2 separate regions of the Homo sapiens genome follow, and region 1 is linked to region 2. Evidence: chromatin loops called from intact Hi-C (ENCODE). Cell type or tissue: PC-9. All regions are shown on one strand. Links, peaks and the distances in the headings refer to the core of each region. The heading gives the core; the rest is flanking DNA. Region 1 has its middle 330 kb from the start of LINC02945. Region 2 overlaps LOC105377366 (a long non-coding RNA gene).

Region 1 (9,791 bases), core at 682-8,681, 140 kb before region 2:
GGTTTTTCTCATTCAGTACAAAATCATAGAAAATATACATTGGAGTTGAGAATTTTAAAATGCAGAGTTAAAAAAAGCTTTCAATAATTTAATAAAAAGCACGCGGGCAAATGTGAATTCCAGTCACTTTCTATTTAAATTATGAAACCTTTGAATTTGCTTTTGGGAGGATAAGCATAGTGTGCTTTGGCATTCTCTCTCTCTCCTATATTTTTTTTAACCTGCACATCATTTCAGAATGAAGTGGTAGCAATTATTGTCAGGAACCCAAGCAAGCAGTAGCGCTTAATAGGAAAAGAGGGATGACACACGGTACAGAGAAAAATTGGGGTGCCACTTGCCACTAATCATAAGAACTTGTTTTTCCCAATACACAATTATACAGGAATAAAGAAATGTGAATGCGCAGAGATATAAAAGTCTTATTTTCACTGTTTTTTTTTTGAATTAATAGAATACACAAAATCTCTGGTTTGTCTTGTAGGAAGTTTAGCAAGTTTCTAGGATTAAATGGCTTTCCTCTTCTGTGAAGGGTCTGATGTAAACCCTTGTACCAAGGCTTAAAGTCTTAAGCCTGTTAGAAGTTTCCATCAGTCAGTCTGTATGTCAGTGGATAAAGTCAGTTGCTGATCTAACCTATTCATTGCTCTCTGGAAAGATGCATAAAACTACACAAATATTTTTTAGTGATGTAGGAAGGCTGGGGAAATGAAGGTCCATCCAATGATAAAATGCATTTTCTAACTGGCAACATTTTGGAGGAACGTACTACCACAGTGCTTTTCTATGTAATTTTAAGTGCTATATTTGATGAGGTGGTGAAAAAAAGAGATCAGTTTTCTTTGGTAATCTATCCTTAGTACTTTGATAAATGTGAAAGTCTCTGTCATTTCCATGCTTAGAAAAGTTGTGTTCTATATATATTCTGCCTGAAATAGTTTTGCACAATCCATACCAGAAAAATTGTGAGGAAATAAAATTTCTTTTATTTTCTTGCCTTGTCCTCTTTTATCTTCATTTGATGTACATTTTTAATACTTAAGATATCTGCATTTCATGATACCATATTATGTTTGCTGTCTGCTAGTCAACAATAGCAGATACATATTATGTATGCTGTCTGCTTGTCAACAATTATTTGGTACTTACTGTGTGCTCAACTGTGTACTGTACTCAGTGAAATGTCAGCAAGAGGGCAGAGAAGGGGTAGAATGCAGATAAAATACCACATCTGGCCTTAGTCTCAGCCCTCAAGGGGTTTGTGTAGCATATTTGAAAACATTTGATGGTAGATCTTAATAAGCTTGGGTTGATGGCATACAAGTATACATATGCTTTGCATGCCAGTGAATTCTTATCAGGCTTCTCTTATAGTTCATATCACAAAGTTCCCCAAAAGAATTTGCTAATGATTTAACAACGTTGTTGAAATTACCAGGTTACTTTTCAGTCTAGTTGGACTGGCAAACTTCCTATGAAGCATTTTAAATCCACATTATCACGTTCCATTCCAACAATGAAGTTTCCTAAAAAACTATTTAGCTTCTCTTTTGTTATCCTCTTTTTATGATATCCTGTTTTAACTTTGCTTCCAAAGTTAGAGTATATTTACCAGATATTCTGAGGAGGCAATTATGACTATGGAAAATTAGCTGATTAGCAGGTATCTAAGGTGAATTTTGATATTTTTTCTTCAGTTAGTACTGTGTCTGGATGGTTAAACAGATAAATGTTAACATTATTCATTTTTCCAAATGTTATAACTAAGTTTTTGACTTGAAAGCATATTGAAATAACATTATATATTTTTGTGGGCTGTAGAAGAGTATTTTTTGTACATGAGCAAAGGTAGTAACATAAAAATGACAAAACTCAGCTTTTCATGGAAAATGTATTGATTGGAAAACAATTTCATCACTTTCCACCAATACAAAACAGAAATATGGTGATTTTTTTGCAAATCTAAAAATTTCGTAGCCAAATCCTATGAATAAGTCAGCGACTATGAGTTCCAGGCTGGAACTTTGGGAAGGGCATCAACTCTGGTTGGCCACTTGGATATTATAAAAGTGGCCAGCATGTCCTAGAGTGGCTCATTCATATGTAGCATCTGGCTCGACATTTGCTTCATTATATTAGCATTCTTTCTTTTACAACGTGGTATTAATTTCCTGCTGCTACTTTCTATTTCAGCTTAGATGATTTTTGGAGTTGGGATATTTTATCTGCTTTCTTCCTTCTCTCCTCATAAACTCCCAACCCAGATGTCTAAGACTTTTTTTATTTGAATATAGAAAGGCTCATTTACTTTTTCTTTAAAAGGAGCTTTGGGGAAAAAAAGTACCAAAAATAAAAAGAAAATATAACCTTATACAAACTTATAAAATAAGTCTTTCATTTTAGATAACTACAAAAATCATCTTTACAAAGAAACAAACACTAAATGTTAGCCCAGATTCTAAGCAATAGAGTAACTCACTGTCCTGTCATAGTAGGTTAAAGATAGTTCTTCATTTAGTTTTTAACAATGCCTGGACAACAGACCTTTCCATGGAATCCAATCACTGCATGACTTGATAGGTTAGGGGGTCAGGGGTGCATCTCATCTCATCATGTTTGTAGTCTGAGAAAACAAGCCATAAAAGTTAGCTTGGTTAATTTTTTGTAACTGATACTATTAGTAGAAGGCAGAGTTTATCATGGGGAGGAGAGGAAAATCATGATAGATAGAAAACAAACATTAAACTCACACGGCACAGAAACAAGCAAAACCAAACATTGGTCATAACATCATGAAACAGCCCTGAGTAAGGATGAATTTACTTTGCTTTGTAAAAGGTCAAATCATCCTATTTATGATAGTATATCCTTTGCTAATTTTCTTTAAAATCTCACTCTAAAATCCTCCCAATATTTTTCATTTTAATTAGTAAGATTTAAGTGAAACATATTATTTGGATAGAAAAGCTATTGAAGTTTTAAATTATATTTGGCTTATGCTAAACATCATAAACTATGTGGAGGGCATACAATCTTTACTAATACCAAAACCGAATGTCTTATAACTTAGATTTGTTCTTAAGATTTTATTCTCATACTAACCACAGATATTTTACAGACCAAATAAGAACTTCATCTGTTTATTGTTATTTACCATAAAACTGGCTTTTGTCTAAAGTGCCTGAGTAATTGCAAAGAGTATTACAGGGAAAAAGACCTTAACCTACATGAACAATTGCCAAAAATTGTTCTTGTGTGCTTTGGCTATCTGAACAAAGAAAGATGCCTTGATTTTGAAATTTCATTAATCTTTTTCCTCAATAAAAATTTGCTATTATAGTGCTACCTAGAAGCAACAAGTGTTAAATTTCTATCTAAATGCCATTGATACAATTTTAATAACTATAGCCTTCCAGTGATGAAATATTTTTTTCTCCAGAATATCAAGATTTATTAGAGAATTAGAATCCAACTTCATAGCTTATTTTTTATATATATAATATACTTCTTATATTATATATAAGTACTTCTTATATATAATAGTACTTCTTAACTATTTCAGTACTTCTTAATTATTTAGCCATTCTACATTAGAGTTGTTTTAAGTATGAATTAAAGATTAGGATAGACACTCCCATAAATAATAGATGCTTCATATTTATATGTTGGGTTCAGTAAAATCTATCAGCTTCCATAATTTTCTTTGGCCCTGTGGACTTACATTAAAAATAATTACACATTATATAATATTAATCCTGGTGAATTTTAAAGCTGTGTAAACACAATTGAGTCCTTTTCAATTAAAATGAATCAGGTTCATTTTCTTCTGGCATAATTTATTTTAGGCTTTCAGATTCTGGACCTAAATCAATATAGGTAGAAATAGTAAACAGAAAAAAGAAAGGGATGTTGCACAAGAATCTATAAATTTAGCAAATTTAAATCTAGTGAGTTTTCCATAAGGGATATTAACATGAAGTTAATGTCAGTCTTCCTTGGGTTAATATAAAACCAAATTGATGTCAACAGTAGGCAGCCATGGTGGTCAATTAAGTGCCAGATAATAAGAGGTTGATTTAATTGCTTTTTATTGAGTACCATATGGATGTATGATTTTTGAATTCTCTGACATGGATACTTCACAATATTTTGCATTTTTATAGTTACCTTTGTAGGAATACTAATATAGTTCACCTCAAATTGTTAAACTTCCTCTAATACAAAATTGTTTTCAGAAGAAATTGCTTCATATATATGGATCTTGGTGTCAAATTCCCAAGATGAGCTCATTATAAATACAGCATTTCTGATTAATGTGCTCAATCAGTTTTAGATTTTTCCATGGTGATTTTTAAAGAAAGCTAACTAGTGTTACATTCTTCCAATAAATAACTCAAAGTATAATTTCCTAATATAAACCATCATCCCAAATGCATTCTGTTTCATGCTATCTGCCTTTTGCTGCCAAACGTGGATGCGTATTTTTTCTGATATATATGGATAATAAATTATAGTAGGGATAAGGAATGTACTCTCTATACTACATGTTTAGAGGTACACTTTATTCAAATTATGAAGTAGGTAAACTATTTATTTGCTCATTTGTTTAAAATAGTCCTAAAGAGACACTGTTTTACCTTCACCCACCTTTTCTCATGGCTAACCTACCCACACTTGTTTCCAATGTTCTTGGGACTCATAGATCTTCATTACTACTTTTGAAAGATTTTGCATGTGTGTGTGGTGAAATATGTATAATAACATAAAATTTACAATTTAGTGGCATTAAGTATACAGTAGTTTCCCCTTATCCTTAGGGGATACGTTCCAAGAACCTCAGTGTAAGCCAGAAACTTCAGATAGCACCAAACCCTAGATACTGTATGGTATGCACGAATTTATTTTTCCTTCCTCACAATTTCATAGATAGAAGATTCATTCTTACCATAGATCTTAGCAACATTAGCGTAGGATTTTTTTTTTCTTATTAAGTCAAGAACTTTCACCTTTTCACTTAAAGGGAGTGCTTCATAGCTTTTCTTTGGCACATCTGAATTTCCAACATCACTACTATTGTGCTTTGGGGACGTTATTAAGTAAAATAAGGGTTGCTTGAACATAAGCACTGCCATACTGTGACAGTGGATCTGATAACCTAGATAACTGCTAAATGACTCATGGACAGGTAGCATCTATAGCCTGGATATACTGGAAAAAGGGATGATTCATATCCCAGGCACGACGGAGTGGGAAGACACAAGCTTCATTAGGTCACTCAGAACGGTGCGCAATTTAAAACTTAGGCATTGTTTGTTTCTGGAATTTCTCATTTAGTATTTTTGGACTGATGTTGACAGGTAATTGAAACCATGGGCAATTAAAACTGCAGAAGGCAAAGCTGAAGATAGATGGGAACTAGAGTATTTACATGGTTGTTACCATCACCTCTATTTCTAAAACTTAGTGGTTACCTCAAAAAGAAACTCTGTACCCATTAAACAATGACCCTCACTTTCTTTCCCACAGACCTCAGTAACCTTTATCCTACTTTCTGTGTCTATGAGTTTATTTATTCTCGGTACCTCATTAAGTAGAATCACAATATTTGCCCTTTTGTGTGTGCTTATTTCACTTGCATAATGTTTCTAAGGTTCATCTGTATCATAGCATGTGTCAGATTTCATTTTTTTAAGGCTGATAATATTTTATTGTATGTTTATGCCACACTTAGTTTATGCACACATCTGTTGATGGACATTTGGTTTGTTTTCACCTTAGGCTATTGTGAATCATGCTGCTATGAACATTGGTGTAAAAGTTTCTGTATGAGTCCTTGCTTTCAGTTCTTTTGGGTATATTCCTAGGAGTGGAATTGCTAAATCTTTTTTTTTTCTTTTTTTTTGGTAATTCTATATTTGACTTTTTGAAGAATCACTAAACTGTTTTCCACAGCAGCTTCACTATTTTAAATTCCGCAATTCACCAGTAATGCACGAGGGTTCCAATTTCTCCACTTCCTCACCAACACTTTTGATTTTGGGTGTGAAGTGGTTTCTCATTGTGTGTGTGTGTGTTTTTTTTTTGTTTTTGTTTTTGAGACAGTCTCATGCTTTTTCCCAGGCTGGAGTGCAGTGGCATGATCTTGGCTCACTGCAACTTCCGCTTTCATGTTCAAGCAATTCTCCTGCTTCAGCCTCCTGAGTAGCTGGGATTACAGATGCCTGTCACCATGCCCAGCTACTTTTTTTGTGTGTTTTTAGTAGAGACAGGGTCACCATGTTGGTCAGGCTGGGCTCAAACTCCTGACCTCAAGTGATCCACCTGCCTCAGCCCCCCAAAGTGCTGGGATTACAGATGTGAGCCACTGTGCCCAGCCTCATTGTGGTTTTGATTTGCAATTCGTAATGACTGGTGATGTTGCCTATGAAGAATTTAAGTGTTTTCAACAAACTATAATAAACTTTCCAAGTTCCATACTGATATTCACCTGTTACAGCTTCACAAATCATTGAAAATAAAAACTTATTTCTTAAAACTTCCATCAGAGCAGAAAGGGCGTTACTATATGGGAGGCAACACAATGTGGCATAAAAAATATGATTTATAAATAAGCAGAAACTGTATTCAAAATCTGCTCCCTCACTAGTAAGCAGTAAGATTTTGGGCAAATTGCCCTAAATTGGGAAGCATTTACGGCTTATGGGATATTATGAGGCTTACACTGAGCTATGCATCTATATTTGTTCGCTACTGCATCTCCAGCACATATAATAGTGCCTGAGGTATAGTAGGTGCTTAATAAGTATTTGCTAAATTAATGAATAATGCTTATAATATTACTCAAATAATTATAGCTATTCTTATTACTAGATAAGCAGAGACATTAGCCCTTCTATTTAAACAAATTTAAATGGCAGATCTCAATTTGTACATTTTTAAATAATTTAAAATTATGAACATAAGCATAATATACTTGTGTTTACATATATTTACACATACTATCAAAATATATTTGCGATAAGTATATAGCTCATAAAAATTTGAAATTTACAGTACAATATTAAATTTCAAAACTTTTCACATAGACAAATTCTGAATAGCCAGAAAAACCCAAAAAAACAAAAAAAAACAACTGTATAGTTTACTTCAATTGGCCAGGTGCGGTGGCTCACAAAGTGCTGTAATTCCAGTACTTTGGGAAGCCGAGGCAGGCAGATCACTTGAAGTCAGGAGTTCTTGACCAGCCTGGCCAACATGGTGAAACCCCATTTTCACTAAAAATACAAAAAGTAGCCAGGCGTAGTGGCGGGCGCCTGTAATCCCAGCTACTCAGGAGGCTGAGGCAGAAGAATCACCTGAACCCGGGAGGCAGAGGTTGCAGTGAGCCAAAATGGCGTCACTGCACTCCAGCCTGGACAGCAGAGCGAGACTCTGTCTCAAAACAAAACAAAAAAACACCCCAACACTATACAGCTTACTTCCATTCATACTGCTTTGATTGTAAAATGATTTAGGATATTTCCTAAGTGGGAATTCAATTGTCCAGTAATCTAGGCAATGTATTCCCCAGTAAGAGTCACTATAAATGTTTTGGGCATTTCTAACTGAAAAAATTAGGGCATTACCATCTCAGTATGTGCTGTTTATTGAGTTGTTTAAATTTCTGCACATGTAATATGTGGAGACAAGCTAGATCCCTGTCTTTCCCCTTGATTTTTCAGGTATTTTTTAGCCGTCTGTTTGTGTTGTGCCTCTGCTTGATTTTTGCAATTCCTACTTGTTTAAAGCCTCTTAGAGAGCAAGCAGGATGTCTTTGCACGGTATCATGAAAAAAGAGGTAAACTGACCAGTATACTTCAGATAATTCAACTTCCTTGTGCTATTTTTTGTTTGTTTAAACAAGGTAAAACAGAAACACAGTTACACACTCATTTCTTTTTTAGACAGGTCAAACAATTAGCTGTCATGCAGTTATTTTACTCAGCCTTAGGAAAATCACCTTTAAAAGTCCCTGCTTAAACAACAACAAAAAATCTCTTGGTAGGTTCCCTGATGTGGAATTATTAGCAGAATAATCTTTCATCTCAAATTAGATGGATTCCAAATGGCACCTTTTAATGAAATGCTGATTTCTTCAAAGGGATGATCTCTTCTTGGGAAATTTTCACACTCACTGCCTGACAAGGGTTTTTATTTTTGTTCTAATTTTATTTGGAAAATTACCACTGTCAGCATGTTCTCCTCTCTGCCTCTCTAGATGGCAGCATTTGCCTTGTGGACTCTCTTCCCTTCTTTGCTTTTCTGGACCACCTTCTTCATGGAGGCGCTGCCCATAGGGAATAAAATGCTGACTGATGACTACCAGACTAACTAAATCAATGACTGCATGGCTTGTTGGTTAAAGTTGATGCTATTATTGTGTGGATCCTATTTATCTCTCTTCAGCAAAAAATTTGCACTTCACCAAAATCAATTAATGGAACTTAAAGATAAGGGAAGCAGTCCAACTGAGCAAATCCCAACTCTGAGAGCTTTACCCTCCCAGACCCCCATCACCAATATGTTCACATGGGGCACTGGGATTCTTCTATCTTAGAAAAATCTTACTGAGATTTTTACCAACCTGGCTGAAATCCCAAAGCTCAAGAAACATTAAAAAAAAAACAACTTTGTTTTCTAGCCAAAGTCATTTGTGAAAACCCATATCTACTTGATACCTGGAAATAGAAATAAAAAATCCCCACCTTTTGAGGTTTGCGCATCCCTAGATAGATTAGTGGCAGGAAATGTGGTTACAGAGTGTAGGATTTAGAAGGAGCTGAAATATGCTCCCATCAGGGCCACTTTCCACAGGCGTCTGACCTGAGCTGCTACACAAGACTCTGCACTCAGCTCTAGTGCTTGGTTTAATGCTCTGTTATAACTGTCTTGAAATTCTTAATAACTTTTGAATAAGAGGCTCCTATTTTTATTTAGCTCTGGGTCCCACAAATTAGCCATTCTTGCTACATTTTTACTAAGGGTAAGTATCTCAAATAGACAATACCAACATAAAGAATAACAGATCATTCCTTTTCAGTCAATGAAATGTGAAGTAGATCAAACGTATGATAATGTATGATAAGGTATAATAGAAAACACTTTTACAGGTTTCTTGAATATTTAAATTACAATTTTCCAAAATTAGCAGCAGAATTTTCTAAATTAATGGCAATTGAGAAAAAAATGATTTTTAAACTGATTTTTCAGCACATTTGCTACTGTGGTTCCAACTGGAATGCAGAAATCCAGTAGCACACATAAAAGAAGGAAGATGGAACTGAATGTATTTCATTTATGTTCTTCTGAATAAAGCATCTTGTAAACTGTTATTATGGCTGGAAAAATGCCGTAAGGATATGCTGCTACTGGAAAAACAGACAACAGACAATCAGTTTTTAACTGAGAGAGAGAGAGAGAGAGAGAGAGAGAGAGAGAGAGAGTGAAAGAGATGACATAAATCAGGATGCTGAGACTATTTTTTTCCATAAGCTTTTAAATAAAAAAACCCCACGAATTTATGGCTATGCTGGAAAAAATAAATTTCGTACTCATTTTCGTCTTGAAGTAGTAATGTAAGACAGAACATGTACTAACATTACCGCCTGAACAAAATAGTTGTCTAAACCATTTAAGAAACCTAAGGTTAGAGTTGCCAATTTAAATTTATGGCTGCATGAATTCAGCTTACTTCACTGACATCTAATTAAACATATCTTTTAATAGTGGTTGACTTTTTGGATGTTAAATAA
Region 2 (9,791 bases), core at 529-8,528:
ATGATCTGCCTGCCTTGGCCTCCCAAAATGCTGGGATTACTGGTGTGAGCCACTGCTCCCGGCCTCCTTCTTACTTTTTCATAATATATATATGATGTGAAGTTGGTCAAGGCAAAGTTTCAAATTGCTATTTTGATTGAGAATTAATACATTTTTAAGCCAAAATGAGGATTATTGGATCAACTTTTTACTTAACGCTATATCTTGTCAAAAAGGAATCAAGAAAGATTGTTTTTTCTCTCTCTTATGTAACATTCCATAATGTCAGCAATAAGTTCAATAACCATTAGCGATTATTAGAGGATCATTCAAGAAGAAATTGACAAGTACCTAATAATTTTCCTGGGTAGCAAACTCTGTCTTCCTGTTTTGCCCTCTGGGCTGAAATAAAAGATTTTTCAAGTTCCAGACAAATGAAATAAGTAGAAAATGTCTATACTTTATTCTTGTAGACTGCAGCATGTTCCAAGGCCTCAATATCTAATTACACTTACTAGAGAGTTTTGAAATAAAGAGATAACCCCTTTGGCTATTAGGTGTTTTAAAAATTATGGGAAGAATCCCAGAGAAATTTTCCTCCCTCCTGACACACTCTCCTTCTCCTCCCCGCCCAAGCCCATTACATCTATTAATCACAGAAGCCATATTAATCCGTGTATGTACATTTCCTCATGGTATCCAAAAATCCTTGGGTTAATTTGAGTATGGGAGGGAATGTAATCGCATAGAGTTATTTTGTTGATATTGCTGTGTCTGCTGATACTCACATCAGCGATGAAGCAGGCTTGGGTGCTTTACTTATATGAATACATTAGCAGGGATAAATTTAATAAAGCAATAAGCATAATATTTGGCAAATATGATATTTGGGACAACCTCTTTACCTCTCTCAGCAGAAAGGACTAAGTGATTTTTCATAATTTACTGACCACATCTGGATGATTCTATTCATCACATGCAGAGTGGGGATTTTAAATTACACAAGGTAGGCATACATTTTGAGTTTAGATAGAAAGCTCCATGTCAGGACTCAAAGATTCATAGACTTAAAGAATCTCATGTTTGGGATGTTCTACCTCAGCCTGCTCTTTAATGCTTAAATCAACTCAAATTCCAACAGCTATCATCTGCCGGCTCTGTAATATGTGTCTTAGGCACATGCTCACATTTAGTGTTCCTATGAGGCATGGATTGTTGGCAAAGAAATTGCAGCCCTCGGAGGTTAAATAATTTGCCCAAAAATATGCAATTAGCTTTGTATATAGTAAGTGGTGGATTCAAGATTTGAACTTCTACCTGTATGACTTTATAACTGATGTTCTTTAAATTGCCACCAGGTTATCTAAGGCCATAACACAACTTACACAGAAGAATTCGAGAACACTGTGTTTTTGGTTAGCCAAATTCAGATATTGCATTAATCTGGTCCCTGACTATAGCTGAGAGCATTTTTTGTTTTGACATCCGCAACTGTCAAGGCCAAACCTCTATAAATACTCTCTTCTACAGATAGATGACACTGATGAGGCTAGAACTTATTTCTGAATATATGTATTTGTGTATATATACACAAAAACACACAAAAATATTTGTAGATCTAAATGCACATTTCTTTCTCCCACTAAAGAAGGGGAATGAGCGGGTGGATCACGAGGTCAGGAGATCGAGACCACCCTGGCTAACACAGTGAAACCCCATCTCTACTAAAAATACAAAAAATTAGCCGGGCATGGTGGTGGGCACCTGTAGTCCCAGCTACTCGGGAGGCTGAGGCAGGAGAATGGTGTGAACCTGGGAGGCGGAGCTTGCAGTGAGCTGAGACCACGCCACTGCACTCCAGCCTGGGCGACAGAGCAAGACTCTGTCTCAAAAAAAAAAAAAAAAAAAAAAAAAGAAGGAATGATTTCCACATAAGGTAATATTATCTGAATAAGGAAAAATATCAAATTATTTTTAAAAATATGGACAACTGAAGACATAGCATGTATCTCTCTCATCAAATAAAGAAAAAAATCATTCTTTGGAAATACCCCCTAATTAGTCTTTACCTGTTGCTGGTCGTCCATAGGCCTCTACTCCCATACTGCCCAAAGTAGTATGTTCTGCCAATTACTTTGAACTTCAGTTTCTTCACCAATACAATGGAACAAGAACAAATTCTACGTCTGAAAAATTTTTTAAAAAGTTTGTATTAATATATGGATTTTTTAATTACACTGCAAATCTTGGTTCTTCCAATTTTAAAACATATTTAATATTTATTGAGTGAGCATTGCTAAATGCTGAAAACTATTTTAAGCATTTTACATGTCAACCTCACTTGACCCTTATAATAACTTTATCAAATATATACTGTTTCTACCTTTAATGTATAGATGAGGAAGCTGTTATAGGGAGAAATTAAATACTTTCTTATGCTCATAGAACTAGTAAGTGAGGGATCCAGGATTCAAGACTGAGCAATCAGAAGCTAGAGAAAAAACTAAAGAGGTAAGCAGGAATTAGAATGTCGGTTTCATGAAAAGTCATTTGCAAAAATATTAGTGGTCTCTCCACTTTGCACTAGCCTTGGGGGAAGATTTCAAAGCAGAAATATTACTGAAAAGAAAAAAAAATAGTTTTGGAAAGAGTTAACCTGACTAGAACTATCCAGGTCTTTCCCCTAATGGGCTGTTTCTCTCAAGTAGACTGTGGAGTTTTCCACCTTGCCCTACCTCCAAGTCCCAAGGAAAAAAACTACATGACTCACGACAGTGCAAGAGGAAAAGAGTGGCTTTATTTTCAGATTCCAGATGAAGTTTATGATGTTGTCAGAAAGAAAGCCATTTGACTTATAGCCTCAGTAGTCTCAGTATAGATTCTTTTTTGAGACATACACTAGCTGTGGAATGCTACAGCATGAATTAGGTTTTACTATAATTTATTTACTGTGTTTTATAATTCAGAAGTTTTGAGATTAAAACTTCAATAATAGGCACTTCTTAAAAATAATTATGATGATGAAATCATAATAGAGCAAGAGCTCTAGAGTCAGACTTGGGCTTGAATACTAGTTTAGGTTATTCAACGTGGCCATTTTAAAAAAAAATTTGTACTTTAGTTGTCTTATCTGGAAAAAATGGGGTAATAATGGCCTTCAGGATTGTTTGGGGGTTAAATTAATTAATAAAACTAAAGCATTTAAACTGCTCAGAACATAGGAGGTAATTCAAATTAGCTCATAAATTTCTGATTTTTGTGTGTTTTTTTTGTTTTTGTTTTTGTTTTCTTTTTTTTTTTGATAAGGAGTTTTGCTCTTGTTGCCCAGGCTGGAGTGCAGTGGCGCAATCTTGGCTCACTGCAACCTCTGCCTCCTGGGTTCAGGCGATTCTCCTGCCTCAGCCTCCCAAGTAGCTGGGATTACAGGCATTAACTACCATGCCCAGCTAATTTTTTTTTTTTTTTTTTTTTTTTTTTTTTTTTTTTTTTTTAGTAGAAACGGGGTTTCACCATGTTGGTCAGGCTGGTCTTGAACTCCTGACCTCATGTGATCCACTCGTCTCAGCCTCCTAAAGTGCTGAGATTACAGGCATGAGCCACTGCTCCCGGCCAACCTCAAAAATTTTCTTTGGTTGATGCTAGGTTGGATGAAGATGAACACTGGCTTCTCTCCCTCTTTTTAAAAATGTATGGTGACTATGCTGAAATTTTTCCCATTAACTGGTCACAACTGCTGTGTTTGGTTACAATTGTGTGTTGTATATGCCACTCCTTTGAATTTAATATAAGATTCATTCTTTAGATAGTTCCTTTTGTTACATAAAACGATACTTCTTTCAAGGTGTGGAACTTTTTCAAATGATATATTCAAAATCAAATTAATTATTTTCTAATGGAATTAACTGTAATGGACACTTCTGTAAAATAAATTCTTTCCCCACTCCTTTCAGTTGTAATGTTTGGATGTGGAAGATTTGGAAAGCAAACTCTAGTGTCAGAATGAGTTTTATCCTTGCTTACTCACAGTTAATTTGTCCTTGGCAAATTAACCATGGTTACCAAATTTTAATTCCTCATCTTTATACATACTATTTAATGTACATCAAAAATAAGTCTTCAATTAAAGTGGATTGTGTGATATTATTATATAATTTTATGTATTTTGCATTAATTCTTAGTTTATTGGTATTTTAACTGTTAGAAAAAGCTAAGGGTAATAAGAGGAATATAGTAATTAGATTAAATTTCTGCCCTATAATTTACAATATAAGAATCATGAAGTTTGTGAAGTATTATAAAATAAGTAGACTTTTAAATATAAATTTCAAAAATTTATAATTTATATTCTTAATATAAATTTCACAAAGCACAGAGTAATGTATGCCTAGACAAGCTCTTCTTTCTGAAATTTGAAAGAAATGTCATAAATTTAGGCTAAAAATGCTTAATACCAAAATGACCAGTCCAGTCAAAACTGGAAGCAAAATATCACATAAATTATTTGCTGCTAAATATCTGGTTTATTTCATATAAACTGATCATTTTAATAGTCATAAGATCATCATAAAATATTAATGAAGAACATTATTTTTCAAGATTATTATAGTTTTAAATCAAAGTACACTAATACTTTCCTACATGGTATTTAAACGTAACAGACAGAATTAACTGACAAGCGGTTGGCAAAAGTGGACTTATTTGCAAACGATTACACATCCAACACAATATTATAAAAAGTATCTAGAAATTTGTTGGTTCTCAGTGCAAATTACAATTGATAATTTCTTATTTATAATTAGTAATTATATATTTACAGTGAAATTTAAAGTAATTTTATTACCAATCACTCAAATAAAAGATACGTACTTTCGAATGGTTCTTCAAAGGAATTGAAAAGCAAGTAGAAATTGAAATAATATTCAGTAATGGGATTATTGCTGAACTATCACAAGGAAAATACAGTTTTTAACTGTGTCAGTCAGTACAACCCTTGATTTAGAACTCTCTTAAATGAATTATTTCACTCACTGCAAAATTATTTCACATTACAATGCTACACTTATATTATTGTCACATGAATGGCATGGTTTGTACAGTTCATATTAGGATTCTAAATATATAGGAGTTATATAGTCATGGAGAGAAACTAATGTGACAATTCAGAATGATAGAAATTTTGGAAAAGTGGAATTTCCACAGAAATTTGATTTCTCAACCCCAAACTTCATGTAAGAAATGTAAGGCCTATATTTATTTTTAAAATCAAAAGTAATTAAAATCAATTTTATTTTGAACATACTGCTACACCCCTTATGATGACTGGTAGTAAAGTATGCTGTGATCAAGTTTGGAATTCAGTGCTTACCAATTTCTTTTTGAAATCAAAACTCTTTACCAGTGACTCCAGTAGAGGGCACCATGCGTAACTTCGCACCCTGAAAAGTCTCTGTTCTGCCTGCCTTCGGTTTTCTTAAGTCATGCAGGGGCTCCCTCTGCTGTCCTTTTAGACCAGAAAACAGATGTGAATGCGTTGACCCCAAATGTCACAATTGTTGTGCAATTACATTCTAAATATTATTGCATAATATTGCAGCTCCAGATCTATTTAACTTCACTACCCACAAGATTACAAGAAAAGATAGCAAACAAGTTGAGCAAGACTTAAATGCTTCTATAGGTAGTTTCTAACAAATGTTACTTCTACAATGACCAGGTAGGCAAATAAAATCAAATAGTACCTGCGCATTGTACAGTAATAGGCGAGAATGACACATAGCTATTGAAACTGTAAACAATGGTGATTAGTTTAAAGAATCAAAATACTTGGGATGTGAGTGCATGTGTTTTTGTGCGTGTGGGTGTGCGTGTGAGTGTGTGTACGCTAGATGGGAAAGAGGGAAGGAAGAGGAAGACACTACTTGCTTGGCTCCTACAACTATCTTTGATCCAAGTTATTTTCATTATACTTTTTTTACTTCATTTTAAGTGAAGACAGAGAATAGGTTTTGGCAAACTCTTAAGAGTTTGCTTAGTTATCTAACAGAATAAAAATAAATGAGGTCATATGTTTCTGCACATGCAGAGATACATATTGAGGCAATTATCTTGATAATTATTTTTTCTAAAATTACTTTTATATTAAATAGCAGGGTAATTGCCAAAAAAGTATTTTTAGCTTGCAATGTATCTTGCTACATACCGAATATTGTCCAATTTCTGTAGCAAAGCAGTTAGCAAATTATACAACTAGTATGCATTTTAATTTCCAGTAAATATTCTCATTCTTTACTTTCCTACCAGGGTTTGTCCTAATGCCACATATTAACAAATTGTGTTGGCCTTTATATCTTCAAGCCAAACACAAACTACAATTTCAAACAAAATTTTGGAAATTCTTGAAATGTTAAAATTTATCAGCTCCATTTTAGTAGAGTGAATATTACTAAATGGGATATTCAAGCTTTTGTAACAACAATAATAGAGCTGTTTTTATTAATTGGCCAAGTGAGTTTTCTAAGTGTTAATAACTAATGATTAACTATGGAACTTTAGTTAATGGGTAAATGATGAGGCAGAAAAAAGAAATGTTCTATGCAGTATATACATTAAATGGATATGTTGTCTGATCCTTTGGGTTACTCCTAACATTATCAGTGGTGGGGTTTTCGTGGGAGAAAACCAATGTTCTAAGCTCTTTTTGTAACATGAGGTTTTGAATATAAGCATTCTTTGTACCACTGACATTGCTATATTTGTAAAATAGTCTGGGACCAAAATTTGGAAAAAAAATTATAAAACTATTAACATTGATTTGCTTACCATTAAAACGTTATAATCCATGACCCCATAGTCAGAGAACGTTTCCAAACAAATACAATAAAAACACAATGTGAAAAAAAATAGGGCTTAAAATTTGGAGAATTAACTTTTTAATTAAGTTGGTTCATTTGCCTGATGCCTGCTCTAGACTTTGAGGGTTACTTGGCATGCAGAAGACAAAATGGTAAACTTCAGTGAGTAATGCAACTTTAGACATAGCAGACAAAAATCTTCACTAATATTTTAGAACAGATTTTTTGTTTTGGTAGATTTCAAAGGAGGGATTTTATTCCCCCAAGTTGGAATAATATTAATTAGAAACATATTTTTGAAAATTAATTTTTATTTCACACATAGTTCAGTTACAAAACATGTAGAAAATTTAGATCACAACATCACCTTTAACATCCTCTTAGTTGTTCTTGAAACTGATAGGACAGCCTTCTTGTCTTGGTTGCTTAATTTCTACTTCCAGTCCTTACAAATTGCTTACCTCTAAAAACAATTGACACCATAGTGAGAAAGCACAAAGCCCAAATCAAACTAAATATTTTATGTAATATTATGACTGAAATCACATTTTATTCAGAAATAAAAAAATCCTGTGTCTATAGAGTCCAATAAAGCATTGCCATACAACGATAATTACAAAAAGTTGCAAATGATTTTTAGGTGATTTTATGTTAAAATCACCTAAAGTTTTGACCAGATATAGGTATCATAAAGATAGGATTGGGCACGCTTAGTTTGTGTGAATTTTTCTTTGGAATTGCTATAAAAGAAAAAAAAAGTGACTCAGATTCACACAACAGCCTTCTTGCTGTAACTAATCCCTCTAGATCTGGCTGAGTCGCTCAGGCTGTACTTCCTGCCTGAACCCGCCTATTGAACTGAAGACAGAACAAAAACAAAATAAAATTTCGGCAAAGATCCTTTTCATTATTTTTTAAGAATGCCAAAACTTGTCGAATTATTTGAACATCAAAGTGTCTTCCTGTCTCTCGCTCATTGTCTGTGGTATAAAATTCCTACTCATTCATTGTCTTCATAAAAAGAGGGCACAAATCTTTTCAAGGAGCTTTGCAAGTAACCTGTGCATATTCCAGCGATGAAAAGTCCTTGCAGGTTCATAAAACTAGAGCAAATCAAACTCTCTTTAGAAAAGAGTTACTTACAGAAATATCTTGAAATCTCAAAGGACATTTTCTTTCTTTCTTTCTTTTTTTTTTTGAGAAAAGCCTCTATAAAATAATCTGCTTAAAATATGAGGATTTTTTTTCTTCCCCATTTTTTAAAGATAAGGATAAAGACTATAGATAATTCATGTGGATCAAAGCATGTTGGTTTAGTTATCTGTTGTAAGGTTTTACTTGAATCTTTTACAAAAGATTTTTGGTTAAGTCTTGTTAGGTCTCTGTTTTGCAACTCTAAGCTCTACGTTATTTATAATATTTTAACAAGGATTAGTGGAAGTGAGGTAAAGTGATGAACTTCCACATTTAAATAGTATTTCTTCTGGCAAATTTTAGTTAAAATATGATAAATTATATTTGCACAGACAAAATACACTGATAAAGCATCCGTCTGCCAGTGACTCACAAGGCCAAGTCTCCCTTGTGTACATTAGTCCGTGGAAGACATTTCACAATAGAAACCCTTCTAGAAAATGGACTCATTTGGTCTGAAATGAGTGAGAAATTCAGTCTGAAATATTGGTGAGAAACAATCCTAGTTCTCACCTCACTATCATGATTTCACCACTGGTTTGATTAGAACTTTTAGAAAGTTGAACCCCAACTAATTTTAGGTGCGGTTGGTTGAATCCCAACCCCACATAAAATTATGTGATTCCATCATTTAATGATTCTAAATCCCCTGGAAGACACATTATCAAACAATGCATTGTTCAGGGTAATATATTACCTTTGAAGCCTTTCATTCCAGAGAGATAGGCTGAAGGGCTTACTCCCTGACTATAACCTGATTTTCGGTTCTATAATAAGCACACATATTCTGAACAACATAAATGTATTCTACATACATTTTTCCTCTCTAGCCCTCTCTAAGGAGAGTTTCTGAGTTATTGAATTTTCCCTTTAATTTACCTTTCTACCTACATGTGGGTGCTCAAATTACTTAATTTCTAGTAAAAATTTAGGTCTTATTTTCTCTAATTTAGGAAGCTGACCCTGCTTCTTTCTGTAAGTAGTGCAGCCTGGATAGTTTTTGTTTCCCATAGAAGAATGTAATCTGTTGCTCACCTAGTGGGTTCTGATCTAGGAGAATTGGCAAAACTCTGCGGTTTGTGAGTAGCCAGGAACCCATAATAACATAAGTCTCTTCACACTACCCACTGGCTGTCTATATATCCATGTATCCATATGCATGTCTTGATAGAATATGCTTTAATTGTTCACCCATTCACCACCCCAACCATCTTTGTATTATTTATACTTGATATTGCTCCACAAATGATTTGGTTGACAAATATGGACATCTGAAAAATATGCACATACATACCAATGTTTCAGGGACTAAAGGAAAAGCGAAAATAAGAGGTGTGACATCTTGACCAAGAGCCACATCTTGGCTAGCACACAAAATGTGTTCAATAACTATTTGTTAAATCAGTGAGAAAAATCATAAGGGCAAATGCATCATTTGTATCTTGGATTCTGAGTAGCCAGCACACAGAAAATGGTAAACCTAGTAACATCTGCTTTTTAAAAAATTCTTCGAAATCTTCTCTTTAGATGAGCAACATGGTAACTGAGAGGAGAATATGAAGCAAGTTGTTCCACTTGTGCTTGGGGACATATTTTCTCTTTATTCCTGAGAAGCTACATGAATAGTACTTTCCAGAACTCAAGTGGGAGAATGTAACTATTGTGAATAATGGTTACATTATTAATTGTGAATAATAATAAATATAGTGAATAACTATTGTGAAATAGTATTGCTTACTAGTTTTCTAATGACCCAGTATATCAAAT

What was found. Hi-C counts contacts between places; a loop is a spot of excess contacts. Peaks named below come from ENCODE experiments on the same cell type or tissue, not always from the same donor. Only the 100,000 strongest peaks of a DNase experiment are listed, where the experiment ranks them.
Region 1: it touches region 2 in a loop (4-fold over the local background); 10 of 110 quality-filtered maps call a loop at or near these places.

Annotation. Positions count from the first base shown.
Region 1 is chr4:111,777,238-111,787,028 of GRCh38, reverse strand. No RefSeq gene overlaps it. Among named protein-coding and RNA genes, the nearest start is that of LINC02945, 330 kb to the left of the region's middle. In PC-9, for the core only: CTCF peaks have their summits at 8,082 and 8,283; a DNase peak (open chromatin) is centred at 5,228; H3K4me3 peaks cover 394 bases.
Region 2 is chr4:111,637,929-111,647,719 of GRCh38, reverse strand. It overlaps LOC105377366 (a long non-coding RNA gene), which reads right to left. Exons shown (of 6, transcript NR_188427.1): 3 at 7,198-7,293; 4 at 5,345-5,479; 5 at 2,049-2,165. Among named protein-coding and RNA genes, the nearest start is that of LINC02945, 470 kb to the left of the region's middle. In PC-9, for the core only: CTCF peaks have their summits at 5,239 and 5,438 (motif pointing right); a DNase peak (open chromatin) is centred at 5,569.